Linked DNA regions of Homo sapiens: region 1 is linked to region 2. A link is a contact called in ENCODE Hi-C data. All regions are on one chromosome and are shown on one strand. The core of a region is the stretch at or near the end of the contact, and the rest is flanking DNA. Distances in the headings are between cores, read along the strand shown. Region 1 holds the start of RBM41 (RNA binding motif protein 41). Region 2 holds the start of SLC25A53 (solute carrier family 25 member 53).

The links. Hi-C counts contacts between places; a loop is a spot of excess contacts on that map. Pooled maps may share reads with other maps.
Region 1: a map of naive thymus-derived CD4-positive, alpha-beta T cell shows a loop between it and region 2 (9-fold over the local background). The contact joins the promoter of RBM41 here to the promoter of SLC25A53 in region 2. A Hi-C loop is called at or near these places in 2 of 168 maps with a recorded cell type or tissue (B cell and naive thymus-derived CD4-positive, alpha-beta T cell), 1 of 37 single-sample maps with no recorded cell type and 8 of 50 pooled maps.

The regions. Positions count from the first base shown.
Region 1 is chrX:107,117,572-107,124,227 of GRCh38, forward strand. It overlaps RBM41 (RNA binding motif protein 41), which reads right to left and starts at 1,251. Exons shown (of 8, transcript NM_001324242.2): 1 at 1,195-1,251. The coding sequence starts at 1,202. It overlaps NUP62CL (nucleoporin 62 C-terminal like), which reads right to left. Exons shown (of 9, transcript NM_017681.3): 9 at 5,856-6,656. RefSeq lists enhancers at 555-634, 1,015-1,204.
Region 2 is chrX:104,155,681-104,161,993 of GRCh38, forward strand. It overlaps SLC25A53 (solute carrier family 25 member 53), which reads right to left and starts at 1,329. Exons shown (of 2, transcript NM_001012755.5): 1 at 1,198-1,329. It also overlaps a transcript of FAM199X not described here. RefSeq lists an enhancer at 1,103-1,402.

The DNA.
Region 1 (6,656 bases), core at 1-2,500, 3.0 Mb after region 2:
AGATGGAATAAATGATTTGGGAAAGGGAAAGTCAGTATTGTTTTAGCCACATTGAGTCTAGTAGCTTTTACAATAGAAACGCCAGCATGAAGTATCAGGAATACTTCAAATACATGACTAGGAACATTTTGTTTAGGGATAAATTCATATGTACTAGAAACTATTTGCTTTTTTAAAAGCAAGGGAATTAATAACACAAAATTCCGGATAGTGGTCACCTCAGGGGGGAACGAAGGGAGGGAAGAGACACAGTAGACTTCTAAGGGACTGGCAATGTCCTATTTCTTAAGCTTGTAGTGGATGCGAACCTTTATTATTCTTTAAGCTGTATATATACATTATACATTATTTCGCATGGAGGAGATATCATAAAAAAATATTAAAGGTTAGTTTCAGGCAGGCAAAGTCATAAACGGTTTTTTAAAAGATGCAAGGAACTGACAGTGCAGGAAAGCATATCAGTAAGAATTTTAAATGCACTGCACTATTCCAGAGTGATGATTCTACTTGCAGAGTGAATCTAAAATTAATTTAAGCCCGTCAATAGTTAGGAGGCTCAGGCCATTTAGGCTCAAGCGGCCATTTACCTCAGGACAAGTAAGGGGAACTGAGCCCAGCAATGCCTTCCACCTCCCCTCCCCCCACCCCATAAATCGAACCGCTTTGGTGCTGTCCTTCCACATTTAGAAACAAAGTACCGCTCCCTTACTTTAAGATTCGAAAGCGCTACATGGTTTCGGGGCCCAAGCAAGTAGTCTTTAACACACAGACGTTGCAAATAAATGCGCCCGCCCCGAGCCTTTCTCAGGTGGAGGTGGAGGTAGGGGAGAACGGCGAGGGGCTGGCCCGAGGTACCTACATCTCCGGCGCCGGGAATTTGTCAGCCTCAAACCCTTTTGCCCAGCTGGGTCCGGGTGAAACGACGAAGCCGCAGCACCCGGCCAGCTCCCGGGGCCCGTGCCGGGAGGGCATTCCCACAGCAGCCGGCCCCGGTGGCAGCCCTTCCTGAACTTCGCTCTGCAGGCCTGTTCAGCCCGTCTCCCCTCCTCCCGTCTCCTTTGTCGTGTTCCCGCTCCCACGAAACCGCATCCTGAGAACGTGCAATACCCAAACCAGAAAGCAATGGAAGCCATTTTCAAAAGAAAAGGTAGAACAAAGCTCCCCTTGCCGCCTGCTCTTCAGACAAGTCCTTACCTCTTCATGTTTCCACAGGCCCCTACCTCCAACTTGGGTAAATAGGCCGCGGACCTCAAGTCCCAGAACTCCGCGCGGCGGACTTCTAAGGGTATTGTGATGGAGCATGGGGCTCTGGGAATTGTAGTAGCACAGAGCTATGGCAACAGAAAGAGAAAGTAGATCTCAAGTGACAGGTATGCTGAACATTGTCCAAATATTTATTTTGAATTTCTCATTTAGGTTCAAAAGAAGACCCAAAATATCCAGCTCATAAAACGAGTCACCTTTGACTTCTTGATTCTCTCATCCATTACCACTAATTCCTGGCTCTTCTGTAATTTCCTTTGAACTTATCAACACTGCTTTTCTTTCAAGGATTTATCCAGCCTACCTACCGTTTCCAGTCGAGCCTCTGCTTCATCCTTCACGATGTAGCCAGAGTCATCAGACACGAGTCTGACTATATCACCTGTACTAATGGTTCTCCTCTATCTGTAACAGAGACTTGAGAGTTTTCTCCACTCAGAATCAGAAGTCTGTGTATGTTCAGGCCCACATATGTTTTATTGATAATTATGGTGAATCAAGAAAGAGGTATAGTATAGTGGTTAAAAGCATAGGCTCTTAGTTTCCAGAAATGGAAATGCAAATGTCTTTAAGTGTATGAAAAGATGTCCAATCTCACAAATTTTAAAGTACACTGACTACCAGTACTCCTTAAAACTAGCAAGGTCATCAAAAACACAAGAATCTGTCACAGCCAAAAGGAACCAAAGGAGTCATGATGACTAAAGTAATGCAGTATCTTGGATGGGATCCTGGAAAAGAAAAAAAGACATGAGGTAAAAACTAAGGAAATGTGAACAAACTATGCTCTTTAGCTAATAACAAGGTTCGTTAGCTGTGACAAATGTATCAGAGTTATGCAAGGGAAACTGAGTTGTACGTATGTGGAACTTTGTACTATGCAACCTTTCTGTATCTAAAACTGTTCTAGAACTTAAAGTTTATTTTTAAAAGTACATTAAACTACCATTTTTCACCTAACAGATTGGGAAAGATCCAAAAGTTTGATAACACACTTGTTTTATTGAGATTGTGGGGAAACGGGCGCTCTCAATACACTAGTGGTAGGAATATAAATTGGTACAACATCTATTGGGGGCAAATGAGGATACTACTAAAATCATAAATGTACATTCCCTTTAAAGCAGCAATTCAGTTATGAATAGAATCCTCAATACTATATATCCTCTAACCTACTATCATTCCTTGCAACATTGTTTATGAAAACAGAAATGAAAATATCCAAGAACATACTATGAAAATGTATCATTCAATGAAAAACTATGCAGCAGTTACCAAGATGACAAAGTTCTCTATGAACTGCTACTAAACAATCTCCAAAATATAGTTAGTGCAATAGCAAGGTGCAGAACGATATGTATACTATGCTTCTATTTGCATAAAAAGGGGAGCTCTAGTCACTTAAAAACATATATATGTGTGTTTGCTTGTATATGCACAAAATATGTTTGGGAGAACTTACAGACAAATGATGAGTGAATGCCTCCAGGTAGGGGAACTGGATGGCTGAGGGACAAGGGCAGAAAAAATTCTTCACGTATCTTTTTGTGCCCTTTGAATTTTGAACCCATGACTACATTACCTAGTCAATACTTTTTTAATTAAAGAGAAACCCTCTTACATCTCAAGAAGCCAAAGAAGAAAAGATTGTAGGTAATGGTGGGGGGCGGGGCACACTACTTGGATTTGAATCTCACTTCTCAGTTGACAGTATAGCACGACAGGGTTTTAGAGGCAATCTGGACTTGAATTTTTGCTCTGGTAAGTTACTAGACCATGTGGGTTTCAGTAAGTTTCTTAACTGGTCTAGGCCAGTTTTCTCATCTGTAAAATGAGGATACCTCCTAAGTATAGGGTGACTGTCAAGCACATACAAAGGTATGGTTTTAAAGTTATTCCATGATTGAGTGGTAATCTATGAGTAAATAGTCAAATGTTAATCAGTAGATTTAGACTTATCCAAACTGCTTTGTATTTCCATGCTCAAGTTAGAGCAAAGGACCAAAAAGCAGCTACTGAAAAACATTGTAGAATTTCCTGTCCTGAGAACTTCTATCAGATTGAAAATGTCATGGTGAGCTACCTAAGACCTGTCACATGCAAATAACTGTGCTCTTGAATCATAAAGGTGAATGACTGCAGGCATAGCATGTACCACTTTGTAGCTTTGGCACAGAACGTGAACTGAATATAAGTATAAACAAAACGGGGGGTCACATCATTGCCTGCACCAGGTAAATCCTATATGGTGGTAGAGCTGAATTTTGTGGCTCAACCAATCTGTCCCAATTGACATATTGACAAGGAAATGGAAAAATACACCAAGGTTGCTAGTGTGCTTATCCCCTGGGACGGTGGCAAAGGATGGAACAAATATTACACCAACCATCACACCAAACTTGTGTACAACTTCTAATAAAACATATAGCCTATTGATACTGAAATGATACACACTACATTGCAAATCCACTAGGTGGGATGAGTGGAGAACGAATAGCTAAGATACATATTCACATAGCTGTGGAATTGCAACTGGAAAGCAAGGTCATAAGAAGTACTCTACATACCTGTGTATAACTGTAACCAGCGCAAGTGATAGGTACAAACAGACAAACATTCAGAAAATTACACTAAAAAGAAAACCAGGCCATTTCTAATTCTGCCAAACTTGTTAACTGTGTAATAATAGTTATTCTGTTTCCCACAACATTCTTCTCCCCAGCTTAAAAGGACATCAGACAGTGTATACAAAGCCTTGGAGATCTCTAGATGTTATACATGGGCACAGAGATCTTACCTAATTTCACAATTTTACCCCTAGAAGAATTTATGACAAACCGAAAAATATGCCTCATTTGTCTTTCTGTCAATTTAACAAGGTTAGTTTAATTAATCCAGAAGCTCCTTCTTAACAGAGACACATTTTCTGAGTTTGTCCTTTTTAGGTGCTTTGTTTGTGGCACGCTTCTGAAGACTACATTATGAAGCAGTTATGATTCCAAGATATGGAAGAAGATGTTAAAACCAAAAATCTTCTCTTGAATCTACTCACCATCTTATATTAAGAGTAAACAACTGTGCAAGTCTTTCAAATTTCCCAAATGAAATAGCATAAATGCTGTTATAGAGAACAAATATAGCATCTTTTCAAAGGATTAAAAAATGGGTATGTACTGGGATAGTGTCAACACTTTAAATTTAAGAATTCTTCAGCTAATATGTCAGCTGGTTAACAATGGTTACGAGGGGCTGAAGACTCCAGTGCCTAACATAAATGATGCTTTAACATTACTGGTAAAAATAGCTTATTTCTGTATTTCTGACCTTTTAATTAAGATTTGTCAACGTGACTGGGCACGGTGGATCACGCCTGTGATCCTGGCACTTTGGGAGGCCAAGGCGGGTGGGTCCTTTGAGCCCAGGAGTTCAAGACCAGCCTGGGTAACATGGCAAAACCCCATCTCTACAAAAAACTCAAAAATTAGCTAGGTGTGGTGGTGTGCACCTGTAGTCCCAACTACTTGGGAGGCTGAGGTAGGAGAATCACTTCAGCCCAGCAGGCAGGGGTTGCAGTGAGCCAAGATCACGGCACTGCACTCTAGCTTAGGTGACAGAGCAAGACCCTGTCTCAAAAAACAAACAAAAAAAAATTGTTCAACAATGTCATTTCTTTACATGTTAGAAATGGTCAGGAAGAATCTTAGAGATGATTTATGATTTAGTCCAATGTACAATTCCAGACAGTATACTGAGATCACCCTGTAAGTCTTAATAACATTACTAGATCAATCTAGAAGCCAGTTGCTATCCTCTGGCATCTTCTATGTACTAGGAAAAACACTAGAACTCCCACTGAAGATAATGTAACAGTAAGATAGTATAAGCAGTATTGTAGTCTCCTTTTTCTTTATTTTACTTAGGAAATATAGAGTAAGCACTCTACTCACAGTGAAAAGACATAAAGGAATCTCAAAACTTCAGAGAAATGAAAACCAGTTCCTTCTCACAAAACAGTTTGGGAAACCCTAATATGATCCAACTCTTTCATTTATGGACAAAGATAATGCCCAAGATGAAATTATTTGTCCAGTTAATTAGGCAGGAACAAGACTAGAGTCAGTGTTTCTTCTGATAAACTATATTTTCATTACTGAATGTAGAACTTGTACACAGGCTACTTTACAAGAGTTGAATCTCCAAAAGCAATGGGAAAAAATGTCTTTAGTATTACTCTTATCTACAGTATAAGAGTAATAATACTGAACTGAAAAATTAGAGATTACTAAAGATTATACTTAAAAGTTGTGTATCTACAGAAATAATTCACAAGATTATATGAGTTCTGGATTATTTTCACATTCTATAATTCTGCGTGGTTACAAAAACTTACTGGATAAGAAGCTGCTGCTTGGAAAAGTTTGAGTAGAAAAAAAAGAGTCCATGTCAATTTTGGCATTTAGTCTGCTCATAAGACTAATCGTTGCTAATATTCATTTCAAAAATATTTCTTCGTGTAATGTGTACCCGCCACGATGGTCGTGTGCAATCAGTACAACAGAAAATTTAGCTCAATAAATTATAGGTTACTGAGCTCTAGTCACTTAAAAACTTTTAATAGTTAATTTCAGTATTACATGTTTTTTTTTAGGACATTACCTTTATTTATGACTTAGGTGAAACATGAAACACAGGAGACCAGACTGTTCCAAACCTAAGAACAAGGCTTATTTAAAACAAAACAAAACAAACAAACAAAAAAAAAGAAAAACAAACAAATATACGGAAATCACCAACTATAAATCATATGCTAAAACCAAATAAAATGCCAGTATATCCATACATTAAAAATAACCAAATTCCTTGAAACTTACCTTTCCTTAACCCTTTAATAATAATCTACCCTAACTTTTCCTCCCTGCTCTGAATCTCTATAACACACTTTCTATAATTCATACTGCACTTCTTTATATTATCTATATTGTTTTTATGCAGACAAGCATTAATTATATCTCAAACTAGACAGTAGGTTCCTTTGAGGAGAAGAGACTTTACAGTATCTAGCACTATATAGGTTGGCATGTACTTTTGGCAGACATCACCCTATGATTCAACTGGAGTGAGAAGGATGATGTGTACTGATGCCAGGGAGAGTAAGACATAAATTACACATATAGAGTCAGCATCTAAGAGGTTGCTGTCTGGACAAAGGGGCTAGTATAATTTTGATTTTCTAATACTAAAAACAAAACTAAGGTATAATTCTCAACAGTACAATACTTAAATGAAAAAAAGGATGCACAATTCATTATGATCAAGATGAAATATTAAGTATAAATACTACTCTATTTAACATCAGAATTTGTAGGTAATAATCCAGAAACGACATGCTGAAG
Region 2 (6,313 bases), core at 79-2,578:
GTAAGACTGATTCTTCCAGAGGCGCCTGGAAGTCCCATTGTGATGGGCAAATGCTCTTACCAGAAATAAACTAGTTGTGGGGACCGGGCGCGGTGGCTCATGCCTGTAATACCAGCACTTTGGGAGGCCGAGGCAGGCGGATCACTTGAGGTCAGGAGTTCGAGGCCAACCTGGCCAACATGGTAAAACCCCGTCTCTACTAAAAATATAAAAATATAAAAATTAGCCGGGAGTGGTGGTGGGTGCCTCTAATCCCAGCAACCCGGGAGGCTGAGGCAGGAGAATCACTTGAACCCGGCAGACGGAGGTTGCAGTGAGCGGAGATCACGCCACTGCATTCCAGCCTGGGCGACAGAAGTAGAGAGACTCCTTATCAAAAAAAAAAAAAAGAAAGAAAGAAAGAAAAAAAAAAAGAAATACACTAATTTTGGGCCTTAAATGCTACTCAGTTCTCCAGTTCACCTCAACAGGGAGGGAAGGTGCTTGGAGGAAAATTGCACTTCGTTTTTGCCCTGCTTATTTTGTCTTCAAAATATATGTTAAATCACCGCATCAAAGAGCCGTCCCAGATCTCAACTCCCAGATGAGTTCGGTGGCACCCAATAGATTTTCATAACACAGGATCTATCTCTGTCTCCTTGTATTGTAATAGCCTGTCTCCAAATGCAGATAGCAACCGGCAGGCTGTAAATGTCGAGGAAAAAGCCTAATTCCTTTCCTCATCCGGAGCCTCTAGTGCAGTACCCAGCACAGAGCAGGTACTTGGTATTTTGGTAAGGGAAATCAATCAACGCATCAATAGCAGAATCTGAAACCAGGGACCTAGATCTTTCCAATAAAATCATCCTGCTGAGATGTGACTCAGATGTACTGGTGCCCAGCAGACAACACGTTTTCGCCCTGATTTTATCCTCCATTCATCCGTCCGCCCCCTCCCCCATAGACCCCGCCTGTCCCCAGCTAAAAATAATGAGGGGATTCACACATCTCAGTGTCAACACACACAACACAGTTGACACGCCCCTTAATCCTACAGCTACGCCATCAATTCTCGCCGCCGGGTCCGTCCGCTTGTCAGTTTCCCCTACTCCTCATCCCCTCGCAACTTCTGATCCCCTATCACTTCCGTTCCCGTTTGCCTGCTAGGCTGGAAGCAGGATGTGTCTACGCCCTCAGCCCATAAGAAGTGCTACAAACCTCCGCCTCGCTCGCTGTCATGGCGGCGACCGACGGCCCCTTTCCTGTGGCCTCAGAAAGCAGCGACAGTCGCAGTCACCGGACCTTCGCCCATCCGCCGCCCTCACTTAAGCGACGCACAACGGAGCTCCCACAATCCTCTTTGCTTCCGCTCTCTTTATTTCCGCCTCCCCCGCCCCCGCCTCGACATTAACCGTTTCGCGACTACGTCAGTTGGCCGGTCTGTTTGGGAGAGCCAGGCGACTAATCTGGTATAGAGACCGAAAAACACAGGTAAAAAGACCTAAAAGACTTAGTCATCTATTGGAACATTTCCCCAGTTTGTTTGTAAGTTGGCTTGCAAGCTTATCAGTCATTCTCAAACAGGAGCTTAACTTACTTAGGTGAACAGTTCATGATGACGCCTTTAAGCTGCTAGACCAACCCAAACTCCGAATTTGCAGTTTCTGACCTTTCACCTTGAACCTGTGCCCTTTCTACCCTCTATTCTCCATCTCCTTTTGGTTCTTGTCTGACTCTTTAGCTGCATATGTAAAGAGCACAGACTTTGAAACCTGAGCTCCCGCGTTCGAATCCCCACTGTACCACTATCTAAACATGGCATCTTGGGCAAGTGATTCAAGCATGCTATTCCTTGGCTTTTTCATCTGTAGAATTGGTATAATAATAGTACTTACCTCCAGAGTTGCAGTAAAAATATTAAAATTTCACATGTGAGGAGCACCTAGAACATTGCCTATCATGAAGTTAAGCAGTATATTGAAATATAAATTATAATGATTGAATTTGATCTCACCTAAGACCTCTGGCTAATAAATAATAAATGATAATAATCATTTCACCTGGGATAGAGGGGATTGCCCTGTTCTCTCCAGGCTGAGGCTGTAATACCTGATTCTAGGGACTGCTGATATGGAAATTACTACCACTCTGGCTGGAGTCAGAAGAGTATATTAAAGAGTCTCTTTGTACTGTCCTAAAATAAGCAAAATCCAACGTTTGCAGTTCTATGGACCACGCACTATGATAAGTGCTTTAAACCCATTTTGTTGTTATTGCTTCATCCTCACAATAGCCCTTTGCTGGTTCTTAAGTGTATTACCCTTTCCTGTCCTCTTTGTCTGCTTAAAGCAGCTAAGAAAACTCAGATTAGTCAGATTGCATATAAATCAATAACTTGCCCACGGTCACAGAGCTAATAACAAATAGAGCCAAGACTTAAACTCAGATACATTCAGATGTGTCTTGGTATTTCTCAAATATCACTGAGAAAAAGGCCACCATAAATTCTTTTCAAGTGCTCTCTCTCCCCCAACTCCCCACCCCAAGAATTGCCTGAATGCCCATACAGAAAGACTAGGTTCTCTTCAGAAGCAGAAGGGCAGAACCCACTAAGGCAAAGATCTCTCCCTTGAAGGCTGGCAGCCAAGGAGGTGACTATAGTAGGAATTGGCATAACCAGCTCACTCATTGCCCTCCACTGTGCCACACAGGCCCCATTACTTCCTATAGTACTGAAGACCACTGGGGATAAAGGTACAGGGCCTTCACCTCATCCCACCGTTCTGTAAAGCTTGGATATTAGCAAAGATCTTGCTTATTTTAGGACAGTACAATGAGACTCTTTAATATACTCATCTGACTCCACCCAGAGTGGTAGTAGTAATTTCCATATCAGCAGTCCCTAGAGTCAGGAATTACTGCCTCAGCCTGGAGAGAACAAACCAATCCCCTCTGTCCCAGGTTAAAACAAAACAGGAATTCCCTCTGTTCCTTCAGAATGTACGGTACCCAGGATGTTGTTATTCTTGCTCCACACCTACCCACTCTCACTTCCCAACTTATCATCAGGCAGTCCACAATGGTTTTTTCAGGGGAAGGATTGGTGATGGTGAAGGGACTGAAGGAGAAGGTAAATCACCAGGTTTGCTGAAGGTAAATGAAGCACTGCCTTGTCCCTACCTCTGTACCTCTTTTGTAGCTCCCTGACCTTCTTTCTCATTTGGCATTTCAGAACCCATCACTCCACACCTAGGAAACCCTCTTGGGTTTGAATTGCAGACAAATCATCTTGTCTTTTATTTTTTCCCCCAACACCCAACGATAGCACACATGTCTGGGCTTGGCCAAATTTAAAAACAAAAATAACAGAGGTAGCACGGAAAGACTTTTTACTTAATTTTCTCCATTATTTCTAGCTGTCAAACTATTAGAAAGTGTCAGTGTAAGGGGTAGAGCTGTGAGAAGTCGAGTTTCAGAGGCGAGGAAAGAGAAAAATCCTGATGCAAAGCAAAAGTGTTGGCAGAGGAAAGACGAGCCAACAAGAGTGTCTCTAGGGCCGGTAGAAATAAACAAATGGTGGAGATTGGTGAGTGGGTTTCATACACAAAGAAACCTTTCCCTTTTAGCTCCTTTCACCCTACACACCATATCCCCATTCCAGAGACTTCATCTGCCTTAAATTCTCCTAACCAACCCAGTTCTTTCCTTGCTGGGCATCTTGCCCTAATGGCAGAATTCACCACCAGCTGCTACTGCTAAGCAAACTGGGTAGTTGAGGGGAGAGGATGTTCGTAAACCCAATGTTAGAAAGGGAGATGTGTTCCTAGCATCCTTAGTCGTACTCATAGCATATTTTTAGAAGCAATGCTCTACGTACATAATTTAAGTGTTCAGGTTCTGCAGTGCTTTCTTCAGTATGTTTCAGTTATTTGTTTCTTCAGAGCTGTTCTGGGGTCCTAACATATATATGACAGTGTTTCTATACCATAGTGTTTTACACAGCTGGTGACCAGTTCAGGCCCCCTTTACAAGGCAGATAGATCCATCCCCCAGCTGCTGTGGGTATTAGCTGATGAATACAGCTGCTTCCTTCTCTGCAGAATTGCACTCTGCAGAAGAGGTTCATTGCCTGGGAGATTTCTGTTTAATAACCCCAACCCCTACACACACAACCCTGCAGCCAAAAGCAATGACTAACTGATGATGAGAGTACAAGGGTACCTTGCCTCAAGGTTGACCAATTCTGTGGTGTAAATCCTACTCCAGAGCTCCTCCTGGGATTAGGCTAGAGCTTGTTTCCAGCGAGCTTAGGTTTTTTCCTCCAGCCATATCCTGCTTCTCTCACTCCGCTGCTGCTGAGAGCACTCGCTCTAAATCACTGGCCCAAGAATCATGCCCCACCTTAGGCTCTGCTTCTAGGGAACCCTAATACTCATCATGCTCAGCTCATGTTTGTCAGAGGATCATGTAAAGAAGTCCCTCTGTAGGCCCTCTGTTGTAGGCAGAGCCATCGTACCCATCTCTGGGGAAGTCAGGAGTGAGTTAAGATGTAACTGGATAAGACCTCTTAAGTCAAACTTGAACATCTGTCCTAACTCAGATTAAAATGAGATCTGGCCTATTCCTGAAATCTACTGTCTTGGTGACACCAGCAGACTACATTCTATCAAATTAGAAATGAAGATATATCTGTTTGTGCTTCATTGTGGAAAAATTATGTTTTTATTAAAAAGAGTTATGTGGCATTTGTTAAAATTTTAGTTAAGTCACAATTATTTTGTGATAGACACTGCTATAATAGCATGAATCTTAAATTTATCAGCTGTTGGTTGCTATATGTTTGTTGAGTGTAAACTCTGTGTTGTCAAAGATGATCAAAGAATGAGCCCAAGGTTAGATACCTGATAAGCATGCTCCGATTAGTCTAGAAGTGTTAAAAGAAAAAGAAACAACAACAGACCGGATTACCAGCTTGCAAATAATAAAAACATATCCTAATTTAATAATTCTTCTATGATTCAGAAGACATATTGGATCATCTTTACAAACTTCAATCATAATATTGTAAAAATGTACAAGTACTAGTTAAGAGTAATGTTCAGATTGAAAAAAATGTTCAGGTTGAAAATGACCAGATTGTTGAAATATATATTTGCAAGGATGAAAATTTCAAAACATCTAGCATCTCCTCCAAAGTATATATCCTATTATTTACATAGTAAATAATGTATAGTCACTGATTCTAATCTCACTTGACTAAATCCATTCCTCTAGCTACAATAAAAGAACCAAGATAATAATTTTCTTTAGGATTACCTATTTCTGAATATATTTTAATACATTCCTTTTGCTATGACCTCTTGTAATTGGTTCCTTTTATTATTTTTATTTACATGTATTATATATCATAATTTATTTTAATTCCTTTTTTGCTGTTTAGCAAAATATATGATCATCTTCCTCTCCAAAAAAATCAGATTATGGAGGGTCTTTTAAGTGGTTACTTTTGGTAACTAAAACAAACATTTTCTTAAGAAAATATCATTAAACCAAAAATTCATACTGATCTGAGAAATGTTGGTTGTTTCTGAAAAGCCCTTTCTACATTAGTCAAATAAATTACAATATTTGTAAGTCTCATGGAGTATTTTAGTTGTGTACAAGATTTTCATTAAAGCATAGGAAAGAATATCATAGCTACTTGCTTAACACACATATACATCAAAGAGGAGATATGACTTTCCTAACTTATCTGTAACAATGGCTAAACAAAGGTTTGGTAAGAGCAATTGAAGAATGGTGAATTACCCCATTCATTAAAATTTTTAAAGTACTTAAACATTAGACTGGATAGAATTTTACGGGGGAACAATATATCTTATGTTCTTTTTAAAAAGAAGAAGAAAGAGGCTGGGCGTGGTGGCTCACCCCTGTACAATTTGGGAGGCCGAGGTGGGCGGATCACGAGGTTAGGAGTTTGAGACCAGTCTGAACAACATGGTGAAACCTCATTTCTACTAAAAATACAAAAATTAGCCGGGCGTGGTGGTTCATGCCTATAATCCCAGCTACTCAGGAGGCTGAGGCAGGAGAATCACTTGAACCTGGGAGGTGGAGGTTGCAGTGAGCCAAGATAGTGCCACTGCACTCCAGCCTGGGTAACAGAGCGTGACTCTGTCTAAAAACCAAAAAAAAAAGAAGAAGAAGAAAATTATATGAGGACAAATATAAAAATGTTATAATCGTCCCCTTGGTTGGTATTTCTCAAAAATTTTTTTGCCATCAACCCTTAAGGGTGTGAACAAAAGTTCTCTGAAAAGGAATTTGGAGGAAA